Regions from separate parts of the Mus musculus genome. Here all the other regions are linked to region 1. Evidence: chromatin loops called from intact Hi-C (ENCODE). Cell type or tissue: left cerebral cortex. All regions are shown on one strand. Region 1 has its middle 37 kb from the start of Cry1. Region 2 holds the start of Pwp1 (PWP1 homolog, endonuclein). Region 3 overlaps Btbd11 (BTB (POZ) domain containing 11). Region 4 holds the start of Btbd11 (BTB (POZ) domain containing 11). Region 5 overlaps Btbd11 (BTB (POZ) domain containing 11).

What was found. Hi-C counts contacts between places; a loop is a spot of excess contacts. Peaks named below come from ENCODE experiments on the same cell type or tissue, not always from the same donor. Only the 100,000 strongest peaks of a DNase experiment are listed, where the experiment ranks them.
Region 2: it touches region 1 in a loop (2.2-fold over the local background); 2 of 42 quality-filtered maps call a loop at or near these places.
Region 3: it touches region 1 in a loop (9-fold over the local background); 32 of 42 quality-filtered maps call a loop at or near these places.
Region 4: it touches region 1 in a loop (4-fold over the local background); 9 of 42 quality-filtered maps call a loop at or near these places.
Region 5: a loop joins it to region 1, with 7 times the contacts of the local background. A loop is called at or near these places in 20 of 42 quality-filtered maps.

Annotation. Positions count from the first base shown.
Region 1 is chr10:85,219,060-85,224,059 of GRCm38, forward strand. No RefSeq gene overlaps it. Among named protein-coding and RNA genes, the nearest start is that of Cry1, 37 kb to the left of the region's middle. In left cerebral cortex, CTCF peaks have their summits at 2,037 (motif pointing right) and 2,860; DNase peaks (open chromatin) are centred at 2,060 and 2,696; H3K4me3 peaks cover 724 bases; H3K27ac peaks cover 1,028 bases.
Region 2 is chr10:85,868,990-85,873,989 of GRCm38, forward strand. Pwp1 (PWP1 homolog, endonuclein) reads left to right here and starts at 2,842. Exons shown (of 15, transcript NM_133993.3): 1 at 2,842-3,025. The coding sequence starts at 2,954. In left cerebral cortex, no CTCF peak of the experiment used is centred here; a DNase peak (open chromatin) is centred at 2,845; H3K4me3 peaks cover 1,473 bases; H3K27ac peaks cover 456 bases.
Region 3 is chr10:85,649,068-85,654,067 of GRCm38, forward strand. It overlaps Btbd11 (BTB (POZ) domain containing 11), which reads left to right. Exons shown (of 17, transcript NM_028709.2): 15 at 2,540-2,608. Among named protein-coding and RNA genes, the nearest start is that of Gm6713, 59 kb to the right of the region's middle. In left cerebral cortex, a CTCF peak has its summit at 2,897 (motif pointing left); DNase peaks (open chromatin) are centred at 2,167 and 2,912.
Region 4 is chr10:85,386,675-85,391,674 of GRCm38, forward strand. Btbd11 (BTB (POZ) domain containing 11) reads left to right here and starts at 140. Exons shown (of 17, transcript NM_028709.2): 1 at 140-1,804. The coding sequence starts at 655. In left cerebral cortex, a CTCF peak has its summit at 2,235; DNase peaks (open chromatin) are centred at 110, 751, 1,117, 1,379 and 2 more places; H3K4me3 peaks cover 2,484 bases.
Region 5 is chr10:85,622,675-85,627,674 of GRCm38, forward strand. It overlaps Btbd11 (BTB (POZ) domain containing 11), which reads left to right. Exons shown (of 17, transcript NM_028709.2): 5 at 2,229-2,394; 6 at 4,523-4,612. Among named protein-coding and RNA genes, the nearest start is that of Gm40731, 35 kb to the left of the region's middle. In left cerebral cortex, a CTCF peak has its summit at 2,459 (motif pointing left); DNase peaks (open chromatin) are centred at 2,386 and 2,773; H3K4me3 peaks cover 479 bases; H3K27ac peaks cover 249 bases.

The DNA.
Region 1 (5,000 bases):
CTGGGAATGGAACCTGAGTCCTCTGCATTGATTGCTGTCAATCACGGATGCATTGCACCAACCCCTTCATCTTCATTTATAAAAGCCACAGATCTCTGGCTACCATTGTGATTTTATCTAGGAAATGAGGAGAATGAGGACCAGAGGGAACCAATGGACTGGCTGTGAGTCACAGACAATTTCAAACAGAGCTGGGGCATGTGATGTTCCCAGAAAAAAAAAATGCTGCACCTGTGTTAAACGTTCTATAAGTCTGATGGAGTCATTGTGAAGAGTTGGAATGTTGCAAGTCCAGAGCCAAAATTATTGTGATCCGTCTTAGAGCTCTAAAGAAGCATCCATTGTCCACCTCTTTGTGTGATCCAACACCTTTTGTGACTGCTAGATAAGTCCTTAGGATGTACTAACAGATGCCACTGGGTAGCATCTAAGGCCTTTAGAAGATATTTCTCTGCTTTGCTCTAACCCACCTACCTATGGTCCCTACCACCACGTCTGTTAAATTCCTTGGTTTATGACGTCCTTTGTTCTGTAACAAATACAGTCTCATGTGACCACTTCCACAGTAGAATATGGCATCTGGGGGGTAGCCTGAGTCTGTGTTCCTGAACTGTGGTCACTCATACTTGGTTCATAATGGCCATGTCTTATTCCCTTTGTGGTAAGGGTATGGTCTTTTTGCATTGGTGGACAAAGCTGTCAGTCTCCCAGTCTAACTCAGTGCCGTTTCTACTATGTCATTCTGGCCTTTGAATGTCCTTGTCAGTGTTGACTGAAGAATCTGACATTTGGGTCATTATTGTTAATAGCTATCACCACGTTGGAGGCCTCCCAAGAACTCTTGCTGCTTCCTCCGTCCTGACGGCTTACCCAGGAAAGTGTTCTTATTTTCCCATCTTATGATTGCGAAGACGGAGCAACAGAGGACAAATAATTTCCCTTGCATCTTAAAGGATAGTGATGTAGAGCTGAGATTTAAATTCAGTTCTCTCTGATTTACTCACAATGCAAACTCATACACTTAAGATCATTGGAATTCCCCAGAGCCATCTTTTCTTGGAAAAGAGTATCTAATAGCATCTTTTAAGGCTGCTGGCCTTAAATGATCTTGCGTGATATGAGTAACATTGTTACCAGGATCTCAGTCTCTTCGAATGCCTTTTCCCTGCCTGGGTCACAGTGGAGTCAGGTGTAATCCTTTTTACTTAGGCCCCTCCCCTCTTCGTTACTAACCTCCTTATGTGTGTTTCACACAAAATTCTTCGATTAATTTGGGGGATAAACTGGCAGCACCAGGGAATCAAAACAGTAATTTTAGCACCCTGGAGGGGTAGCTGCTGAGGACATCATGTGGCAAGCCAGGGATGGTTGGGCAAGACAAGAGCGTGGAGCCCGTGTGGGCTGTTTCCTTCCTTAACCCCCCAGATCCAGGCAGGCAAAACATCTCATAAACAATCTCTTCCATGGGCTTCGCTGCCAGCTCGGAATGGGCTTGGAGTCTATTTGGCTTGCTTTTTAAAGAGGGTGTGAGTGAAACGCTGTCGTTTAAAACTGACCAGAACCCGTGCTATGAGAACAGGTGGACCTGAATTTGGAGCAAATTAAAGGTGAGGCTGAGTTTCAAAGCAAACACAACTGGAGAGCTTGTTTGACTTTAGAAAAATGTTCAATTACCCTTGGGATTCCTTAAAGCGGGATGTCCCTCGCTGCAATTAAAATGTAAATCTCCCTATTTAATTTTGGCTAGCACACATGACCCTTCAAGAATATGCTTGCCTTACCAAGTCAAGGAAGCTTTGTAAAGCAGAAGACAGATTTTCAGCAAAAGACCTGTTGTTTCTTATAAAAACTAAGGCCCAGAAAGCGCTTCTTCCTATTTTTTAATGGTAAAGCTACAATAGAAACCTCATTCATGAGAGAGATCTTGTTTTGAAGTATCATGTAAGACTCTTTTCTAAAACACACTGAGGTTGGTCGAGAACAGGTGCTTGTACAAGCCGAGGCTAGGCGTTGCTGCAAAACCCTGCACCAGTAGGTGGCGCTCTAAGAAAGAGATTACCTTACGGCAAAGGCCAACACCTTGGGGCTTGAAAGCAAAACTGCACTCCTCTCCTGTCTCTTTTTGAAGGCAAAGGCTTTGCTCGCCTCCTTGGAGAGTCTCAGGTTCCCTGCCCTGACTGTCCATCTCTGCAGCGTTATTCGCGCAGATCGGTACCCACAATAACATTTCTTTTAGAACTGTGGGGTAGGGAAGTGAGGCCACACCTGTTATGTAAGACCTTAGCTTGCAGCCTCTGATTCCCGAATCACAGAATGTATTAGCTATTTCGTCGTGTTAAATGAGGATGCTGAGACTGAAATGGAGAATCCAGACTGCCTATCTCCTTGCTTCAGGTTGCGTGCCTCCCAGCTTTTGGGTACGATGTTAGGAGCTTATGGAGGAGGAAATGATGGCAGCCACGTGTGGGGACAGAACGGCTTGTTTTAAAACGGACTGTTTTCCTCTGATTTTCTTTTTCCTCTGCTCTTCTAGTCGTGTCCTCCTAGCAGAACAGATGACAAATGTTAGCTAGTGAGTCTGTCTTAGGTTTCATTTCTGCCAAACTGCCATTTCCCTGATCAGCCACACTTGCTTGTATATAAACCCTGTATCGTGGATTCCCGTGTGCTTGGAAGCACTCCAGGAGGGAAGGGCATGGAAATGAACAAAGCAGACTCTGGCTCTTATAAAGGAAGGAGAAAATAAGTAAGCCAAGCATTTAGCACGTGAATGATGATTACCAGGGAGAAAACCCAACAGCAGCAAAGCAAAGAGAGCTACAGTGTTCAGAACAGCAGCAACTGGGTCAGAGAGAGGCTCATTGAGAGGGCCACCTAGTGATGAGGAAACTCTGAATTTAGAAACAGTAGGGAGACTACTAGATACTACTTGTGTGCGTGCACATGCGCGAGTGTGTGCATGAGTGTGTGCACGCGTGCTTATGAGTGTGCATGTGTGTTCACGTATGTGTGAGTGTATGTGTGCCTGTGTATGCACATGTGTGTCCCCACCTGTACCAATGCTTCTGCCGAGGGAGGCTCATGTCAAGCATGTCACGTTTCAGACTCTTTCATTCTGCCTGGATGCCAGCAATCAAGTCCCAGATGTTTCTGTCTCTCCTTTCCTAGGGAGATTAATCCATCCATCCCCTTTCCATGACTTTATCTCCATCCTCTGTGGTTATATGAACCATCACTTGCTTACGGAAGACTTAATAGCTAACAGTTACATATAACCAACTACAAGCCATATTTATCTTCCTGGGTCTGGGTTACCTCACTCAGGATGATAATTTTCTAGTTCTATCCATTTACCTGTGAATTTCAAGATTTCATTTTTTTTAATGGCTGAGTAATACTCCATTGTGTAAATTTACCACATTTTCTTTATCCATTATTCTGTTGAGGGGCATCTGGGCTGTTTCCAGTTTTGGGCTATGATAAATAGAGCAGCACTACACATGGCTGAACATGTGTCTCTGTTGTAGAATGAAGCATTCTTTGGGTATATGCCCAAGAGTGACAAGCTGGGATCTTGAGGTGGACCTATTCCCAGCTTCCTGAAAACTGCCATACTGATTTTCATAAGGCCTGTTCAACTTCACACTTCCACCAGCAACGAATGGATTTCTTCCACATCCTTGACAACATAAGCTGCCATTTGCTTTATTGTTGATGGCCATGCTGACTGGTGTAAGATGAGATCCCAAGGTAGATTGTTTTAACACTTCTCTGATAACTAAGGATATTGAATATTTCTTTAAGTGATTCCCAGTCATTCGAATTTCCTCTTTTGAGAATCCTCTGTTTAGATCTATACCCCATTTTTAAATTGGACTGTTTGCTTTCTTGATATCCATTTTTTTAGTTCTTTATATATTTTAGATATTGGCCCTCAATCCTATGCTTAGTTAGTAAAAACTTTACCCATTCCATAACTTGCTGCTTTTTGTCCAAATGATGATGTCTTTGCCATACAGAAGCTCCACAGACCTGTTTTGAAGCTCAAATCTGTGATAAGGTATATGGGATGGATCCAGTTCTTTTCAATGTGATACCATTCTGAAGTTTTATTTTTCTCATTCGATGCTTCCAACTATGCTATGTCATATTCCTTTCCCCCTGGGAAGGGCTCCTTCAGTGACTTCTTGGGTAGATTTAATAACTTTCTAGTTGCCTAGGTGATGTGGATACTCTTGTTTCAAAGTGTACATGACTGTTCCTTTCCATGACCCCATTGTCAGACTTGATTGACAGTTCTGTTCTTGGTCCCACACAGATGACTTTCTCTGTAGCCCCAGTGAGGTTGGAGTGGAGGGCCAGAGATGACCCTGAGACAACCTATTTTTTATTCCAGGGATCCTGGGCACATGCCTCATCTCTTCCCTTCGGCTCAGCCCGATTCTATCTAATGATAGTGGCAATCTCCTTGCAAGCACCGTGTAGTCTTTTCTATGTGGATGGCCACTCTCAGTTTTCATCCTTTAGGACCACGCCCCCTGGTTAACCTGGCCTAGAGGCCCTTAGAATGCCTGCTCAACTGTTTATGTTTATGTTGGTACCTCAGCTTTTTCCAAAGTCTTGTGTACCACTCTAGGGCCTCAGAGGACTGGGATAAATGGAGGCTTGTTCTGTCTTCTTCCTAGTCATATCGTAGTGTACTGTGGGCATTTTGTCTTCCTGTGGTTCTTCTACCAAGATGCTTCCCTTTAGTTATAGTAAGTAAGCAGTGTCCTTTTACCAAAGATCCTGAAATCTAAGGCTACACCCATGAAGCATCCTCTATTCCCCCCAGAATAGAGAGAGAAACAAAAAGGTTGATGTGCCATTTCTAGGTCTCTAGAACATTCTTCAAGAGGTCTTACCACATTATGCTTGCCTCGAGAGAAAAACAGAGTATTAGAGATTAAAAAAAAATCCAAGTCATTAGAGAAGGGGATGCCCTTCTTGTTGGGACAAGA
Region 2 (5,000 bases), 650 kb after region 1:
GTCATTGTTTCATGTGAACATGAGATATTATTTGTGTCAAGTTGACAAGGGGTGGATTGTAGTGGCTATTCCTGGTTGTCAACTTGACTATATTTGGAATGAACTACAATCCAGAATTGGAAGGCTCACCAGTCACCCTTATCTGGAGACTTGGAGATAGAAGTTTCTGATCTGGATCTTGGTATGGAGATCTTGAGGCATAGTGGCTATGGATTCCAGAAGATTAAATCTCCCAGTTCAAGGTCATCTAGGATTAAAGGTGTGGTGGAATGCACCTTTAATCTGGGCTACACCTTCTGCTGGAGACAATATAAGGACATTGGAAGATGGGAGTCTTGCTCTTGCTTCTTTGCCTGCTTGCTGTGTGAGACTGAGTAACTGCTATATATCCTTGGACTTCCATTCACAGCTACTACTGAACCACTGTTGGGAATTGGGATGTAGACTGTAAGTCATCAATAAATTCCTTTACTATATAGAGACTATCCATAAGTTCTGTGACTCTAGAGAACCCTGACTAATACAGAATGTAAACAGGAAACCTCAGGAAATAGGAGGCTGCGCGGGGGGGTGGGGGGGGACCCCAGAGTGCACCAGAGATCTGGGAGGTGAGGGGCTCTCAGGACTCACAGGAAGGGACCTTCGATGAAATGCCTGAAAGTAGGGAGAGGGAACTTATAGAGCCCACCTCCAGCAGGAAGTCAGGACATCAAATGAGGGATGGGGCTGCCATCCCACAGTCACACCTCTGACCCATAATTCTTCCTGTCTGAAAGAATTACAGGGATGGAAATGGAGAGGAGCCTGAAGAAAAGAAGGTACAGTGACAGGCCCAAAGTAGGATCCAGCTCAAGGGGAGGTCCCAAGGTCTGACACTATTACTAGGCTATAGAGCACTCACATGACTGCCCTCCGGAAACAACACTCTTTACAATAGCCACGAATGATATAAAATATCTTGGTGTAACTGTAACCAAGCAAGCTAAAGACCTTTATGGCAAGAACTTCAAGTCCCTGAAGAAAGAAATTGAAGAAGATAACAAAAGATGGAAAGATCTCCCATGCTCATGGATTGGTAGGATAGTGAAAATGGTCATCTTAGCAAAAGCAATCTACAGATTCAATGCAATCCCACCAAAATTCTAATACCATTTTTTAGGGATCTTGAAAGAGCATCTCAACATAAAATCGGATACACTAAGAAGTCTCATAGAAGAGAGTGAGAAATACCCTTGAACACATTGGTATAGGAGACAATTTCCTGGACAGAATGCTAATGGCTCAGATTCTAAGATCAAGAATGGATAAATGGGACCTCATGAAACTACAAAGCTTCTGTAAGGCAAAGGACATTGTTATTAGGACAAATTGGGAAAGGATCTTCACCAACCATACATCTGACAAAGGGCTAGTATCCAAAATTTGCAAAGAACTCAAGAAGGCAGACACCAGCAATCCAAATAACCCAATTAAAAAATGGCGTACAGAGCTAAACAGAGAATTCTCAGAGGAATCTCAAATGGCAGGGAAGCACTTCAAGAAATGTTCAAAGTCCTTAATCATCAGGGAAATGCAAATCAAAACAACTCTAAGGTTCCACCTTACATCCATCAGAATGTCTAAGATAAAAAAAAAAAACTCATGAGATAGCATATGCTGGTGAGGATGTGGAGCAAGGGGAGCAGTCTTTATTGCTGGTGGGAGTACAAACTTATACAATCACTTTGGAAATCAACTTGGCAGTTTCTCAGAAAACTCAAGACCCAGCCATACCACTTCTGGGCATGTACTCAAGAGATGTTCCATCATCCCACAAAGATGCTTGTTCATCAATGTTCATAACAGTTTTATTTGTAATAGCCAGAAACAGGAAACAACCTAGATATCCCTCACCTGAAGAATGGATAAAGGCATGGTACATCTACACAATGGAATACTATTCAACTATTAAAACCTAAGGCATCATGAACTTTGCAGGCAAATAGATGGAACTTGAGAATATCATCCTGAGTGAGATAACCCAGTCCCAAAAGGGCATGCATGGTGTGTACTCAGTGATAAGTGGATATTGTCCATAAAATACAGGTACCATGGTCCACTTCACAGAACCAAAGAAACTAAACAAGAAGGAAGACTCAATCAAGGAAGCTTGAATCTCACTTAGAAGAGGGAATAAAATAGTCATAAGAGGCTGATGGAGGGAGGGAACTGGGAGAGAGGGGAAATGGGGGATTCAGGATCAGGCATGGAGAAGAACAGGAGAGATAGCTATATGGCCATGAAAATGAATGGAAATCTGCAAAGTGGGGGGAAACCTGCATCTCCAGGACGAGACAAAGGCCTGGGATAAGGGAGGCTCCCAAGAATCAGTGGGGGGTGACCTTAGCTGTGACTCTCATTGGGGATGTGGAACCTGAAGAGGCCATCTCCTGTATCCAGAATGGAACTCCAATAGAGACACCAACCCACCCACAAAACTTTCAACTCAAAATTTATCCTGTCTACAAGAAATGCTGGCATAGGGGAGGGAGCAGAGACTGAGTGAATGGCCAACCAATAACCATTTCAACTTGAGACCCGTCCAGTGGGCAAGCACCAATCCCTAACACTATTAATGAAACTCTGCTATGCTTGCAGACAGAAGCATATTGTTCTCTGAGAGGCTCCCCCCAGTAGCTGATTCAGACAGATACAGACACAGCCAAACAGTGGATGGAGCTTGGGAACTCTTATGGAAGAATAGGAGGAAGGAGATAGAAACTCCACAGGAAGCAGTCGTAGATTTGCATACGGCCCCGCCCATCTCATGCAAATTCCCCTCCCCTTCCCCTTGGCGCCTGCGAGTGACGTCAGCGAGCGCCCGCGCCTGCGCGTTGTTCCCCTCCGCGGAGCTCAAGAGTAGTGTCTCCCAGCTCCCAGGGCTCCAACCTGCGCCGGGTTCAAACCGAAGATCATGAACCGCAGCCGCCAAGTGACCTGCGTGGCCTGGGTCCGCCGCGGCGTGGCCAAAGAGACTCCAGACAAGGTGAGGCCTGTGTATGGGGAGATGCCACGGCATGGCCGTGGGCTCGGCCCCGTCTGGGGCAGCACGCGCCCAGCAGGAGCCACGCGATGGGACCTGCCAGGTTGGCCGGGACTGTAGCCATGTGAGGTGTGGCTCCGGTGACCCGGGCGAGCAGAGACCGCGCGCCCCTTCCCTGCCCGGAGCGGGAACCCCGATCCCATCCCTGAGATGCACGAACACGTGGACTTTTTGTGCACTGGGAAGGGGCGGGGGTGTTTGCTTGTTACGAGTTTCTTACGGTGATCCGGATAAAACGTTATGGGGCAGAGAGAACAAGGTGTCAGTGTAACACAGTATGAAGGAAGTTGTACAAAAGCTGGAGACCGTGGCAAAGGAAGCCGGTTACTCAGGCGGTTTTGTTCATTACACAGTGTTTTCTGCAAGCCAAGCGGAGCCTGGAGTTCCGGGATATGTTGGAGCGATATAGGGCAAAGCCCTGTTCTTGACTTTCGGGATGTCAGGGGTTGTAAGTGTCCTAAAAGAAGTGAAGGGGTTGCTATGGGTGTAATTGTCTGAGTAGTGACAACTCGATATGTGATAGACGTGGGAGTGGCCTCGACATGAATTTACATGCGGTGAGGGATGGAAATACTCCTTATAGGTGTAAATTCTACCAGAGTGCAGGTAGTGTTTAGTCACTGTTTTCTCTGGTGTTTTGCCAACAGCAAGCAAGCAGTGTATATTTATAGGATAGGGACAACACTTGCCTTATTAAAAATTCTCCAAAAGAAAATTGTTTTCATTTTAAAAGGGCCATACACAGCTTTCGAAGTATTAAGAGAGTCTTAAAAATCCCTAGTTGTCATGCCCCAACCCCAAGCAATACAAATACCTTTGTGTGTGTGTATGTGTATGTATGTATGCCCATGTTCATGTGTTTGTGTATGTGTGCGCTGTCTGATTGAACCCAGCGTTAGTCAATCGAGATAGAGTGGCTGGCCAAGGCACCAGAAATTCTCGTCTCTGTAGTCCCTAGTGCTGGGATTACAGGTGTCCCCTACACTACACCCAGCTTTTGAGTGGCTTCTGGGATGGAACTTAGATCCACATGCTTGCTCAACAAAAGCTTTACCGACTGACCTCCGGCCTTCCCCGGAGTTTTTCAGTCTTTAATTTCTGGATCTTTCTCAGGCAGAATTGAATGTCATTCTCAGGGAGATTCTTGTTATCTCAACGTTTTTTGTTGTTGTTTTGGAGACCAGGTCTCACTCTGTAGCCCGCTGTGGCCTCAGACTTATGGCAATCCTCCCGTGTCAGCCTCCTAAATACTAGAGTTATAGGTGTGAGCCACTGAAGATCTGGAGGCTCTTTAGTAGAAACTGAGCCGTTGATTTACCTTCATGTGGAGTGTTGCCATTATGGCCAACCCACACTGCGGGCTTAAGTAAATAAACAATACCCAACTAGTGTTGGCCTTTACAAGCTTAATACAGAAGTGTTAGGTCTGGTCTGGTCTGGTCTGGTCTTTTCTCCAGACAGGGTTTTTTCTGTGTAGCTGTTCTGTAACTCACTCTGTAGACCAGGTAGCCTTGAACTCAGAGAGATCCGCCTGCCTCTGCCTCCCCTGGGATTAAAGGCATGTGTTCCACCCCACCCCCCACCCCCACTGCCTTCTTGTTATGTGCCTTAAAGGTACTGACTCACTATTTAGGTGAGGGAATGCCAGTTTTGAAGAGAGTGGCCTTAGTTTTGAACTTCATTAGAACAAAAGATAGCCAAATGGGAAATGTTACTGGAAGTGGGGAAAATAGAGCTGGAATTCAAGGTTGGAATGGGTGGAGGAAGATGGGGGTTATTAGTTCCCAGAAAGAATCCATTTACATTGGGCAGTGATGCTAGGGGAAAAAAGGCAGAGGACGGATGTTCTATGGTTTGATAGCCAGAGAGGGAGGTGCCCTTGGAGTCTGAGATAGTTGGAAGAAACATGGCGACCACA
Region 3 (5,000 bases), 430 kb after region 1:
GGCACTCAGTAAATGTTTGCCCAGTGGTCTTGTCTTCAGAGTCCAACATGGGAAAGGCTGGCCTCAGAGGGATCCCCAGCCCTGTAATTGCTTCCAATGGGGAAAGTTTGCTGGCCACATTGGCTTCCAGTTCCTGTAATGGAAAGGGGGATTTATCATGCCCCGGGGACTTGTCTGTGTCCCTGCCATTCCTCATAAAAGAAGGTAACATTCATTTGTGGCTTGAAGGAGGCCAAGGAAGGCCAGCCAAATCCAACCCAGAAGGGGGCTCCCAGAAGCCCGTGCGCTTCACACGCTTCTGGCGTGTACCTTTTGGCAGAAGAGCTTATAGTAATTGATACTGCATTGTGCTTCCTCCCTCAAGACTCCTTAGCATCACTCGTGTACAAAAGCCAGCCCCCACTGAGGCCGCAGCTGGAGCTAGGCCTCTACCGGGCTGCAAAAGCCCCTGCCTCACAGAGGTTGGTAGCCGCCAAGAAAAGCAGTTCCTCATGCCGGCCATTTGGCCTGATAAGGGCTTGTTGCACCCACTTAGAGAAAATGCTTCCACTGGCAGAGTCTTCCACTGGCAGGGCTGGGATGGTCCGATTTAACTTCCATTAGCCCCAAGTCGTCCTCCGCCAAGGCAGCGATTTCAGCCCGTGGCTCGACCTTGAACAAACGAGACAATGCGTGTGACTGATAGGAAAGTGCTTTATAAATGGGGAGCCCGTGTGGGCGGTGGGCCTTACAGTGGTGTTTCTTGTTATTATTGGTTTGGCCTTTATAAGGAAGGTGCTGGGGGAATCAATTGATTTTAATAAAGCCAATAGCCCAGTGCTGGCTGACGGTATCCCCACACTTATAAGCTCTGCTCCCCAAGGTGGGAGGGGGAGGGGAACAGGGCACTGTTATTTCCCAAGGCCTAGACAATGTCACCGCCTCTCTACCAGGCAGCTGGATGCAGAAACCCCAAGTCAGTATAAGGGAGATTCAGACGCAGGAGACATGTTCACACGAGGAGGGGGCATGGTGAGGTATGGCTGCAGTCCCAGCACTTGGAAGACTGGGCAGGAAGACTGCCATGAGTTCTAGGCCAACCTGAGAATGCCAAGTGAGACCCTTTATCCAGATAATGATGGTGATGATGATGGTGGTGGTGGGGGTAGTGATGGTGATGGTGATGTGTCTGTGTGCCAGGCACTATGCTAGGCACAGAAATACAGTGAGTGAGAGACATCTGTACTCTCAGATGACTGTAAAGACACTTCAGTTGCAGACAGACAACCCTGAAACAAAACTTGATGGGAAGGAGACCCAAATTTCCTAACCCAGTAACCACTGAGCTGGACCCAAAGAAGGGACAGCTTCCACTGGTAAAGAAGAGAGCGCATCCAGGCTGAAGGAGCTGGAAGACATGGCCAGGTTCTGGTAGAGGCAAGAGAGAGGACAGTGCACATAAAAGACAGGCACCAGGCTGAATGTGGTGACAGCCACTCATAATCCCAGCACTCAGGAAGGGGAGGTACGGGGAAGGTGAGTGAGAGGCTAGCCTGGGCTACACAGCAAGTTGGTTGTTACATAGTGAGATCTGTCCCAAAACAAGCAAGCAAACAAACAAACCAACCAACCAACCAACCAACCAAATTCTATTACGGGTCTGCTTAACTGAAACGTGCAAACTGGGTAATTCTAGTTTGTCCTGGCTAGCAGTGGGGGAAACAGAACTATCTGCTAATTGGTAGTTTAAGAGTATTAAGCATTTCCCAAATTGGTGTTTTATTTAGTGTGCTTGAGAGCATGCGTGTGCACGCACCACACACACACATTTGAATATACCAGAGCACATTTGAAAAGAATTTTCCAGAATTCTATTATGGTGGTAGTTGTACCACAGTGTGATCCCAACACAGGTTGTGACCAGTCTGTGAATTTTGCCCACCCCATTACCAAAGCTCCAGGCAGGTAAAGCCAGTCACATGGAAGACAGTTGAAAATGGAGATCCTGGGGCAAACTGGACTGTGTATGCACCTCGTGCAAAAAGAACCCTTGGTTGTCAAGTGAAGCATGTATGAAACTCAGATACATTCATGGTATTCAGTCATTCAGGGGACAGCCATTTGCAGAACTCTATAATGTGGGACACTCTTCAGACACTGGAAGTCACATGATAAGGGACAGCCTTGCTTGGACAAGCGCCACCAGTGACTTTCCAAACCCTGGATCCTTTATGGCTTCCTCTGGGGTCTTGTCAACTGGGACTCTGGAGGCTCTCTAAGTTGTGTCACCTGCACAGCCTGACTGGATGAGAGGTAGGCTGGTCATCATCCTCAGGTGACTCACTTGTCATGAGGAGCCACGCTCAGGTTGTTTCATTTGGCCCTGCAGATAGACATGGGGGCAGAACCTGAAACCACAGGGTCATGATTTCAGGGTGTCATCAGGGAAACCTGTCCAAATGTCCCCCGTCAGGTAGAGTGATGTCCAGGGGTGATGTGATGACTTCTGAAGGAACTGAGTCCGACTGGGGTCTTGCTCACAGTGTCTTATTCCTTCCAGCTCGTCATGCAGTATCTCTACTACGGTGGCCCAGAGTCACTTCTCATTAAAAACAATGAGATCATGGAGGTAAGGAGACCACTGTGGTTTTAGCTACCCCAGCCTTCCCTGGCTTCAGGCTGGCGGCCCACCCAGGCATTAGGAAACTCCCGGACTCGTGGTCCTCCCAAACAAGGCAGCTTCTCTGGGGAGTCTTCCCCTAGACGACTAGCCACACCAGGGGCCCTGGGTGGAAACCAGTTTTAACTGGCTTGTGAGGGGCACGTTCTCAGGAAGAGTTGGGGGACTGGCAGGCTTGGACTGCTACCGCACCACAGGAAGTATCCTAGAGACCGTCCTCCCCCTTGTGGTTGCTAATAGAATTACATCCATGAGAAGCATGGCTCTTTAGAGCTGGGAGCCTTTCCTAGCCTGCCCCCTTGCCTGCTGTTCCTCCTCCATGTCTCCACCACTACACTTTCCCACCCCAGCTTCTGCTCCCTCTGCACCTGGCTCCCCATTGTATCCCCCTATCCAGAGCCAGAGCACCGAGCCATTTTCCTAAATCAAAGACAGGCACTAGCCGGGCATGGTGGCACACACCTGAATCCCAGGACTCTCAGGGCAGAGGCAAGTGGATCTCTGAATTGAAGGCCAGCCCTGTCTACATAGGGAGTTCCTGGCCAGCCAGGCCTATGTAGTGAGATCCTCTTTTATATAAGTACATTGTAGCTGTCTTCAGACACACCAGAAGAGTGCATCTGATCTCATTACGGACAGTTGTGAGCCAACATGTGGTAGCTGGGATCTGAGAGATCCTCTTTTAAAAAATAGTTAAATAACTTTTTTAAAAGCTGGAAGTTTGCCGGGCAGTGGTGGTGCATGCCTTTAATCCCAGCACTTAGGAGGCAGAGGCAAGTGGATTTCTGAGTTCGAGGCCAGCCTGGTCTACAAAGTGAGCTCCAGGACAGCCAGGGCTATACAGAGAAACCCTGTCTCGGGGGAAAAAAAAAGCTAGAAGTTTAGTGCCAGTGCCCTTCAGCCCAAACTCTGGGTTACATAAGGGCTCTGCCATGTCTAATCTGTGGGGCCTTGGGCAATTTATTTGACCTAGCTGGCTTCTGATTTCTCTCCTGGAAATGGCCATGGTCTAGGAGGATTTGACAAACATCTGTTTTAGAAGATTCTTAGGCACCTTTGGCCAAGGAGAAAGTTGTAGGGCTCTGCCATCCTAAGTGCCCAGTTTGTCCTATCTCCATACTCTGCTTACCCTCCCCCACCCCGCCCCCACCAGAGAGACTCCGCTCTCTGGACCCCTCTTCTCATCTTGTCCTCCACAGGACCTGGTTGCCTTTACAAACATTTTACATTTTTCTTTCCGCACTGACTACATGTACTAGTTTGTTAGAGAGACTGTGATCAAGAGGCTGGATAAATAGGCAGGAGAGGGTCCACACAGCCAGCTCAGAACCCAAGTTCTGTGGAGTTGGAATGTGCTGTCTTCCCAGGATAGGGACATGTTCACCTGCCCAGCATCTGCAGAGCCGATTCACTGAGAGATTTTATGTAGGGAAATGAATTCACATTTAAGTCACAGCTGGCTCATGTACAGGTAACTCCAGAACCTGGGAGGGATCTGAGGCTGACCAGGAGTAGATAGCAACCTCCCAGCCAGTATCATGAAGAAGAAGAAGAAGAAGAAGAAGAAGAAGAAGAAGAAGAAGAAGAAGAAGAAGAAGAAGAAGAAGAAGAAGAAGAAGAAGAAGAAGAAGAAGAAGGAGAAGAAGAAGAAGAAGAGAGAACAAGAAAGGAGAAGAAGAAAAGAAACAAACCCAAGAAAGCTTACGATAAACCCCACTTTGCTCCCACACACACTTGGGAAACTATAGCTCCCCCTCTCCAGAACCTGTCACTTTCAGTAGACTTCTGTGAGCCTCCCATGGCCCAGAGCTGACTTTGGTTGGGCTGGGGGTGGCAGTAGTCGGTCCGATGGGGTGAAGAACCGGACCTCCTGGACTCTGTCAAGGGAAGCAGGACTGAAATAGCTTCTAGATAGGAAGTACCATAAGGAAGATGAAGAAGGGGGGGCGGGGATGAGGGGAAGGTCCCTGAGGTGGGGTGGCAAAGAAAGACCCTCTGAGGTATGACATCAGAGTAGAGATCCAGGGAACACAGGCAAGGGGGGAGCCATGGTGATACCCACCTCACTAATAGGTGCCTATCCCCTCCTCCTTGCTAGATGTGATCTGGGGCACTTGGGGTTCACCTGCTATCACAGGTGTGTCTGTGACTCACTTCACCACGCTCTCTGTCCCACAGTAGACTTGTGTAGCCAGGGCCTGTCCCCCTGGTCTCACCTTACGCCTGCAGTATACTCCAGCCATCTCTACTTCCTGACCCTCAGCTGGGCATTCTGTGGGTTGCGGCTGTTTGCATTGCTTTTCTATTGCTGTCTCAAAACACTCCGACTAAGGCAACTTGA
Region 4 (5,000 bases), 170 kb after region 1:
GTCTGAGGGGCGGGGCCGCATGGAAGGGAGGAATAAAAAAAAAAAAAAAAAACCTAAGTAATTAGCATCCCCCGATTCCATTGGCTCTTCGACGGCCCTGCTTTGCATGCGCCCGCCCTCTGACTGCTTGGTTTGCTGGGGCTCAGCAGGGTTTTGCAGCCGCCTGGCTACAGCGCTTTAGTGCGGGGCGGGAGCTCAAGAGAACCGCGGCCCGGATCCCGGAGCCGGGGGAGCCCGTAGCCCGCCGAGCTGCGGCGGCCGTATCTGGGGCGATCTAGGTCCTATCGACACTGTGGCCGGCTCTCGGAGGCTTCTGCATCCGTCTGGTCCCAGGGAGGAGAGGACCAGACACTTTTATTTTGGATGAAAGGCGCGGGTCCTGGCGGGAGCTTCCTTCCCGGCCTGGCTCGCGGCTCAGTGCGCCCTCGCTCTGGCCCCGACTCCAGAAGATGACTTCAGGTTCCGCCGTGTATCTTCCCGTGGTGACGGCTCGGGGAGACAGGCGAAAGTAGTGACACTTGCTGGCAACGCCAGGTGGGAAAGTGAGCCTAGGCGACGTGGAGCCCCGCTGTCCCCGAGGACCCCGGTGCCCACAGATCCTTGCCTTTCCTTCCCCTCGGCTCCACGGCGGCTGCAGCATGAAGTGGCGCAGCGATGGCCAGGAGAGGTAAGAAGCCTGTGGTGCGAACGCTGGAAGATCTGACGCTGGACTCGGGTTATGGTGGCGCGGCGGACTCTGTGCGCTCCTCCAACTTGTCTCTGTGCTGTTCTGACTCTCACCCGGCGTCCCCGTATGGCGGGAGCTGCTGGCCGCCTTTAGCTGACTCCATGCACAGCCGGCACAACAGCTTTGACACCGTCAACACTGCCCTGGTGGAAGACTCCGAGGGGCTGGACTGCGCCGGTCAGCACTGCTCGCGGTTGCTGCCGGACCTCGACGAGGTCCCCTGGACCCTCCAGGAACTGGAGTTGCTGCTGCTGCGCTCGCGGGATCCCCGGGCAGGCCCAGCGGTCCCCGGCAGCCTGCCCAAGGACGCGCTGGCCAAGCTCTCGATGCTGGTAAGCCGGGCTCTAGTGCGCATCGCTAAAGAGGCGCAGCGCCTGAGCCTGCGCTTCGCCAAGTGCACCAAGTACGAGATCCAGAGTGCCATGGAGATCGTACTGTCCTGGGGCCTGGCGGCTCACTGCACCGCTGCCGCGCTGGCCGCGCTGTCCCTCTATAACATGAGCAGCGCTGGCGGCGACCGCTTGGGCCGTGGCAAGTCGGCGCGCTGCGGCCTCACCTTCTCCGTGGGCCGCGTGTACCGCTGGATGGTGGACAGCCGCGTGGCGCTGCGCATCCACGAGCATGCCGCCATCTACCTGACCGCCTGTATGGAGAGTCTCTTCCGGGACATCTACTCGCGGGTGTTGGCCTCCGGGCTACCTCGTAGCTGTAGCGGTCCTGGCCCTGGCTCCAGCTCCGGTTCTGGCCCAGGCCCCGGCTCAGGCCCCGGAGCCCCTGCAGCGGATAAGGAGCGCGAGACTCCGGGAGGGGGAGCGGCGAGCGGTGGCCCTTGCAGCGCAGCCAGCAGCGCCAGCGGGGGCAGTAGTTGTTGCGCCCCGCCAGCCACGGCGGCGACCGCAGTCCCGCCAACCACAGCCACCGCCGCCGTCGCCGCCAACCATCATCACCACCACCACACGCTTCACGAAGCGCCCAAATTCACCGTGGAGACCCTGGAGCACACGGTCAACAACGACTCGGAAATCTGGGGGCTCTTGCAGCCCTACCAGCACCTCATCTGTGGGAAGAACGCCAGTGGTAAGTGGCTCTGTCAACTCCGGGTTCAAGTTTGCCTCTCGTCCCCCTCCCGCGTCTCTCTGGCCACTCGCGCTCTCCACGGCCTTAGAGGTAGGGGCCAGAGTGGAGACAGCCAGGAACCCGTAGGTTCACTCCTGAGCTTGGGATCCGCGTGGTTGACACTGGTAGTAATGTTCCCAGAGCACACAGGGTTCCGCCCCCTTTGTGCAGGGCCAGGAGGTTGCTGCCTCCCGCAAGACAGGAGCAAAATCCAACACCCTTTTTATTTTACATTTAATTTAGTATGTTGTTTTACTCGGATCTGGCTTGAGACGTTTGAGTCTCGTGAATAGCTTCTAGAACCCTGTTGTGATCTTTAAGGGGCCACATTCCAGTACCCACGAGTTGGGCTAAGATCTGGAGGAGGCAGGTTCACTTGTCTGCCATGCAGTTCTCTCGCTTGCCCCAGGCCCTTTGGGGTCGCTGTGGATGCGCTAGGAAGGCATGGCTGAGGGCAGCGAAGGTGGAAGGATAGAGCTGGGTGGGCCTAAACGTGTTCATGTAGGTGGTGGTGGTGGTGGTGGAGAGACAACACTGCATTGCTCCAAGTTTTCCTGAACAGTTTCTGAGTACTTGAACCCAGAGCTGGAGATATAGGGGAGTGGGGGTGGGGTGGAGGGTGGCAAGGCCAAGTATTCCAGGCTCTGGCGGGTGATTTACATCTGTCACTTGGTTGAAGGAGAGCCACTAGGGACCCAGGCCAGAGGTAGGGGTTATCAGCTACAGGTACCCTTTTTCTGGAGTTCTAAAATCCCCTCATCGCGCCCCCTGGAAGGTGCCGAGTGGGTTTGAACCTGGGGTCCTGGATGTCCATAGGGTAGTGCTGGGGTGCTTGTTTTCCGGGTGGCGCTAGCGGTCCCCGTCTGCAAAAGCCTGAGCTAGACACTTCAAAGCTTCAATTTTCCACAGGAAATGGTAGAAGAGTAACTGGAGACTCTAAAAGCGAAATAAAACTTTGTTACGTATTCCAAGCGGTTTGGCCCGAGGTTGCGTGGTCGGAGCGAAAAGGCAGCCTTGCTGGGTAGATTTCATTCATGTCACAGCCTGTCTGTTTCCTCCAAGCTAAAGGAGAGATGCGTCTGGCCTGGCTTGGCCTCTGGGGTGCCAAGAGTGTGCATGTGGGTGTGCCCGCGCATGTGTGTGCAAGTGCCTTGTGAATATGCGAAGGAGCAAACCAGCAGGCTTCTGGGGTATAAGGCTCCAGCTTTAACCGTTTATAAATTTACCCTGATGGACTTTCTGACTGAATCTCTTCACCTGGATATGATCATCGTGGGGGAGGGGAAGAAAAGAGCAAAGCTTGTGTGTGTGTGTGTGTGTGTGTGTGTGTGTGTGTGTGTTGGGGGAGGGGCTAGGATCTGCCTGGATTCCAGAGACTCTTCTGCAATCTCTTTGCCAAAGCCCATCCCCCACCCACCCCTCTGTTGCCCTAAGGCATACTCCCCAGAGGATACCAAGGCGTACAGACCTGCGCAGACACAGGCTCATGCTGCAAGTACACAGGGACATCCCACTGAGACTGAAAACATCTGGTGACAGAGCACGAGGCTTCCCGTGTACTTTTTCAGAATGGGGGATTTACCTGCAAAACCCCGAGTTTTGAATTGTTCTTTGTTTGGGAGCGCACCCTCAACCTAAAATCACAGACCAGCTTAATAGTCTCCCTATTGTAGGCTCCCATTGCCCCCCCCCCACACACACACACACACACTGCAGTCAGCCCTTAGCCTGAGTTATCTCAGCACTACAACTCCTCATCTTCCTCTTGGGGTTCTTTTGCTCTCTCATTTTACTTTTACAGGGATTCCCACCCACCCCCTTCCCAACCCCGAGGAAGCTCTAGTCTGCCAACACCAGCATCCTGATGCCTCTTAGTCTGCATTCTCTTGAACTGAGAGATTTGGGGTGACTTTTCTGGGCTTCTGTCCACTTGTCTGCAGAATGTAGGTTTTAACACACAGTATACCCTCAGCTCCTCCCATAGCTATGTTAGTAGCTAATCATTTTCCAAATAGATTTTGCTTTTAGGATCTTTAGCCTCTTGTAAAGACAGCATTTGTGTTTATCCCTTGTGGAGTAAGGCTAATTTAAGGGAAGAGAAAACCACAGAACTGGTTTTGGGCAGGGTGAGTGAGTGGTGGTTGGGCCTTGAAGCCATCACAAACTTCCGCACACCACACAGCTTAACTCCTGGGACGCAGGGCTCTTCCTTCAGCTTTTTCTGGTTCAAGACATGCTGTTATTTCATCCTGATCTCTTCATTACTCTACGGGCTTGTTCAAAATGGCTGGGCATGCATACAGAAGAGCTAAGGAATGAGTGATTAATGTCTCAGGCATCCTAACATACACTGAACACCAAGCCTGTTCCTTTAACTGGTTTGCACAGCAGTCTTTCTGACCTGCAAGCCTTCCTGAGGACCACACACCTTCCATAATGGATTTTCCCCTCTTTTAACTCAGTAACACCATTAATTTCTTCATTTGTGGATTCATCTGTTCTTCAATATCTATTGAACAGTTTTTAAATGCCAGGGACCGAGAAGACACTGATCGCAGCCAACCTGTTCTTAGGATCACTTTATACATGGAAACCCAGTGTGCCTTTTGTCTAGCACAACTGTCAGGCTGGGGAGGTGGCTCAGGTGGTAGAGTGCTTGCTGAGCATGCACAAAGCTCTGGGTTCAATTCCCGGCACTGAATGAACAATCCAGCCATGTAATACTAGCATGCAGAAGTGGAGGGAGAAAAATGAGAAGAAGTTCAAGGCCATCCTTAGCTAGGTAGAAAAGTTTGAGGCCAGTCTGGGTTACATGAGACCTTGTCTCAACAAACAAACAAACAAACAAACAAACAAACAAGCAAATAACAAAACAAACAAAACTCAAAGTACTGCTACCATCTCCTTTATACAGTGGAAGAAACTGAGGCACAAATGGAGCTTTTGGGGGGGGGAGTAGGACGTTTGTTTTTATATTGCTTGTTTGAACACAGATGGTCTACTTCAGTGCCCATACTCCTAGCCACTGTATCTGTAGCTTCAGGTGCCGACCAGTACCCTGCATTCAGGGTATCCTACTTCATTATATACTCAGCTGAGCACTGACCCCATGCAATTTGCTGTACCTTTTTGTTTCTGTTTATCCACCTTTTTATAC
Region 5 (5,000 bases), 400 kb after region 1:
CAATAATCACAGCTACTATGAATACAGGTGTAACAGCCATTTCCTGCCACAAAATCAGTCTTCCACACTCCCTGACCCTCCTCCAATGTTCGAGATCTTTCCCCGGGATGGGAACTAAGCGACTCCACAAAGCAGCCTTTTCCAACATTGCTAGCATCTAGCAGAAGAAAGGTTGTTTATGCAATGAATCAAGTCGGATGACTCCCAGAGATTTAAACACACACACACATGCACACACACGCATGCACGTGTACTTTAGACTAACATGCATAGATTCACACTTACTCCCCCTGGAGGCCTCTGTGATCTGTGTTCTGGGGTCTTGCCTTGTTACCCTGATGCCACAATGTCTCCTTGGGCAGATGTGGGGACCATTAGCCCTTAGGATGAAGTTGGCCGCCACACTAAAGGTGAGGGATCCTGAGTTTCTCTGCATGTTTAGCTCTGCCCTTCAAAAGATAAAAGAGGAAACCCAGTTAAATTTCCATCTTCGATAAACAATGAATAAAGCTTTGGTATAAAGATGCCCCACGCACCTTTGATCTAGCATTTATATTTGCCTAATCTGGCAATGCTTGACAAGTTCAAAGCCCACGCGTACTGGACCGAGAAGCTGTAAGGCACAGCTCCATTCAGTGTTTAGGATGTCAATGTCATGTTTGAAGCCAGGCCCTGGGGTCCCTCCATCCTCTCCCACCACACAGGCAGCTGTGTAGCTGAAGGGTCTCTGTGGTCTTGCCCCTCCTCTCTCAGCAACTGGCACAGATTGCCCAGAGGTTAATGCCCTAGAAACACTGGGCTCTGTGGATAGCCTCAAATACCCTGCCATGTCTCACCTGGACCCTTGCTCCTGCTGGCTCTGCACAGAGTGCTCTTGTCTTCTGCCATTCCTCTCCCCATACCTACAACCACAGCTCAAGGGCCACCTTCCGAGGAAGCCTAGGCTCCCCTAGGCTGTGTGTGGTGCAAAGGGGCTTATAGTTTCATAACATTTTTTATTTAGAGAGAGAACCACCGAACCCTAAATACTTGTATGAGATACATGAGAATATGGCCTATGCTTGTCTTCTCCGGACTGTCTTCATGCTTGTCTTCTACCAGACTGTGGGCTTCCAGCGCAGGGCTGCTGACATGACCCTAACAGGCACTCAATCAACACATTGTTGCTTGATTATTGTTGAGTGATTATTGACCAGTTCATGGGGACTGGGAGAAGGTACTAACATTCTTTCAACATGAAGCCTGTATCACCCTCTCTCATTGGTTTCCTCCCTCGTTTCCTGGCCTAGCCTCTTGCTCCCTGAAGTGGCTTGCTGAAGCACCTTGCCATCTCTCATTTCATCTAGCAAGTTCTCCAGCTTGTTCTATTTTGAAAGGAGAGAGTCCATCCTGAGCTCTGTCCACTCTCCTGTCTTAATGCCCCCTGTCTCCTCTGTCACTGGAATGGACCCAGGCAAATGCCTGCTCAGAAGTCCACAGCCAAGTATGAGGGCTCAGTCAAGTGAACAGGAAAGCAGTAGGTTCTGCACTCGGGAGCTAGAGTGGCACAGAAGATCCGAAGACGGGTTCTCCACACATGCTTCTCTGGTTCAAATCCAAGCTATCACTTATAGATGGGGTAGCCTCAGAAAGATTCCTCATTCCTGTTTTTTGGACAGTCCCCCCATAGGAATTATGCCTTCTATTGTGTGGGACCCGAATGTAACAACTCAGATAAAACATTCAGCAGAGAACCTAACCTATTTTTTTAAAAAATGCCTAAATATTTGCATAATGAAATGATTCTTAGCTGAGGATTCTACTGGCACACTGAGGGACCACACCTAAGCTCAGTAAAGACAGGATTTAGAACCGCCAGAAATTGGGGGGGGGGGGGCGGGGGGGGCGGGCGCGGAGTGAGACACCAGTTGTTTGGTTGGGTTTTTTGAGACAGGGTTTCTCTATGTAGTCCTAGCTGTCCTGGAACTCACGTTATAGACCAGGCTGATCTCGAACTCAGAGACCTATCAGCCTCTGCCTCCCGAGTTCCAGGAGTAAAGAGTGCTCCACCCGTGCAGGCTGAGGCAGTTCTTTTAAATGGAAACCTAGAAAAGGCAAAAACCTAGGAAAAGCCCGCGAGGATCTCAGGTGCTCGGTGGGGGTTGCTAAGACGTTTGATCTCAGGGACCAGATCCTGGGGGGAAAAGCGGCTGCACCCACGTGACCATCTCTCCCTCCCCACCCCTCAGGGCGGACGACTGCTTTTGTGCTTCTCGGAAGCTGGACGCCGTGGCCATCGAAGCCAAGTTCAAGCAGGACTTGGGCTTCCGGATGCTGAATTGTGGACGGACCGACCTGGTGAAGCAGGCAGTGTCTTTGCTGGGGCCGGATGGAATCAACACCATGAGCGAACAGGTACCAATCTGCTTGGACCTCATCTCCTCCCGTGCTTAGCCTGGGCGCGAGCAGCTGACGGGACACAGGCTCCCTCTGCTGATCGATTAAAAAAATTAATGCCCCTCCCCTGCCTCTCTCTCTCTCTCTCTCTCTCTCTCTCTCTCTCTCTCTCTCTCTCTCTCTCTCTCTCTTAGTGTTTGGGGGTTTTTGGTTTGGTTTGGTTTTAATTTTCTAAAAATACACTTGCCCATCTTTATGGAAATCTCACATGATTGTCGCAGCTGAAATTTAAAAAGGAATGAAAACCAGACCTGTTCCAGAAAGGAGATGGAGCCCCTAGGTTGGCCATCGTTTGTATTTAGGACTCTGCAACCTTCAAGTCTCTTTACTGGCATGTTAAAGGCTTTTCTCTGCCAGTCTGCTGTTGGCTCCAGACAGATCTAGGCCATGCGCACTGTGCTCTTAGGGTGGGTGTGTTTAAAGACACCAAAGTCAGTCTGGGGACCCTAGAGCACATTCAGATAGGGCAGCACCAACCAGATTCTGAACATGGTGCCATGAGAGGCAACCACAAGTCACAGAGGGGACTTTGGGGATGTGGTGGTGTCATAGACCGTGCAAATGGACAGCCATTCTCAGTGTGAATCCTGAGTGCTGTTACAAGGGACAGATGGGGCTGTTTCTTCCACAGGCAGCTCTTGCAAAGAGCTCCCACGAAGGGAATAGAAGGGACTGTATAATGACAGCTAATCACTTTCTTGGACAACGTCAGGGATCCTCAGTACACAATCATGTGTATCTTGTATGTTTAAAACCAGGGACTTATTTATCTGTTTTATTTTTTCAGTATTTTACATTCCAGATACCTTACAATGTCAATGAATATTCTTTTTTAAGTCGCTTTTAGTGTCTCTATAAAGTGATTACTATTTGTTTATTAACCATCCTTCCCCCATCATATATTTAAAGTGTTTGTGACTAGTGCTGAGCTAAGCACACTTACACAAATCTTTGTTCCAATCTCTATTTCCTTGGGGAAATGTTTCTTTAAAACAGAAGTGTCTCAAATGTACCAGCCTTTCCTGAATTCTCAGTCTTCAGTACTGCCCCTCCCCCTAGGAGTCTGACTAGTCTTTGCACACCTCTAGTTATATATGTATTCCCTGCTAGTCCACTTTCCTTTTGCCTGCTTTTTATCAGCATTTTTTACTGTTTTCTTGTTTTCTTAGAGGAATTCTTCCTGTATCAGGGCACGAAGTCCTTTAGTGGAACCAAGGTATCTCAGTTTGTCGTTGACGTTGGAATTTTGCCCGTAAAGTTTTCAGTTCCACAGCGATGTGCAGTGCTAGAGCCCCTCTCATGTATGCTATACTTCATCCCCTTTCTGCCTAGAGACAGGGGCAGAAACCAACTTGGCATTGCTTACAATTTTAATTCTTTCTGACTATCTCTAGTAAAAAATTGTTATACTGGTGTATAGTGTGAGACAAGGCTGTAGCATGAATATCTTCCCAAATAACTGCCTTCACAGCCCTTTGGATGGAGAGCCCCACCCCTTCCTCCTGTTGGTTGTGATGCTCGGTTTGTGATGAGCAGGAGTCGGAGAAGGGGAAGTTTTCCTGAAGGCCATCCTGCCTCAGTGCCTTGACTTGTATAGAGTGATATCAGAGCAGATGTCAGTGAAAGCAACCACAGGGATATCCAGTGACCATTGACTCTGTCTGACCCAAGGCTCATACAGAGCAGCAAGGACGCCTTGTCATGCTTCGAAGAGACAAATGTCAAAGACACTGTAGTCATCATAATTAAATACTTTAGGGGTTGATGTTACAGAATCCAGAAAATTCCTGTGAGACCCACCCCCACCACATCCCAATCAGCCACTGGTTGTAAAGACACACATAGGTTTGTTGTACTGTGAAAACCCTCCAACTTAAGCCACAATCACAAAAGGTGATGTTCACCTCCCCTCACTCCTCCCCTGTAGTTTCCAGAATGTGGAAGGTTGTGACCCTGTGTGTGACAGGGCTCCACACTGACTCTTTTGTCCTGCCAGAGTCTGAGTCCAATAAGATGCTCCATGTGTTTGTCAACTGACCACGGCCACCTTGTAAACGTCTCCGTCTCTGGTTTTTAACCACCGCAGGGTATGACCCCCTTGATGTACGCCTGCGTCCGTGGGGACGAGGCAATGGTGCAGATGCTGCTGGATGCCGGAGCTGACCTGAATGTGGAGGTGAGGGTGCGGAGGGCTGCAGGCCCTGCCAGCCCATACTTTCCCTTCCCAGTCACCTTCACATCTCATCCTTCCAGTGGCCGAAGCCCTGACGAAACCACCTGGCAGATGGTGACCTTTCTGAGGCCCCAGCCAAAGTCCCAAGTAGCTACACAAAGTCCCTGTGTGTGCTTCCTTTAAAGAAATTGCTGTAGCTCTGGGGACCTCTGGCTTGTGTTGACCCAGCAGCTCCTAGCTCCTGACTCATCCTTTCTAGGATGGAACAGAAAACGCCCACATCCCAGCCCTTTCCTGATGCCCAACACATGCTGGGCCGATCACCCTTTCCCCTCCACCCCACGCCAGACTGAGGTTTCCTCTCCTCACATCTCCTGTCCTCACCTGCAGA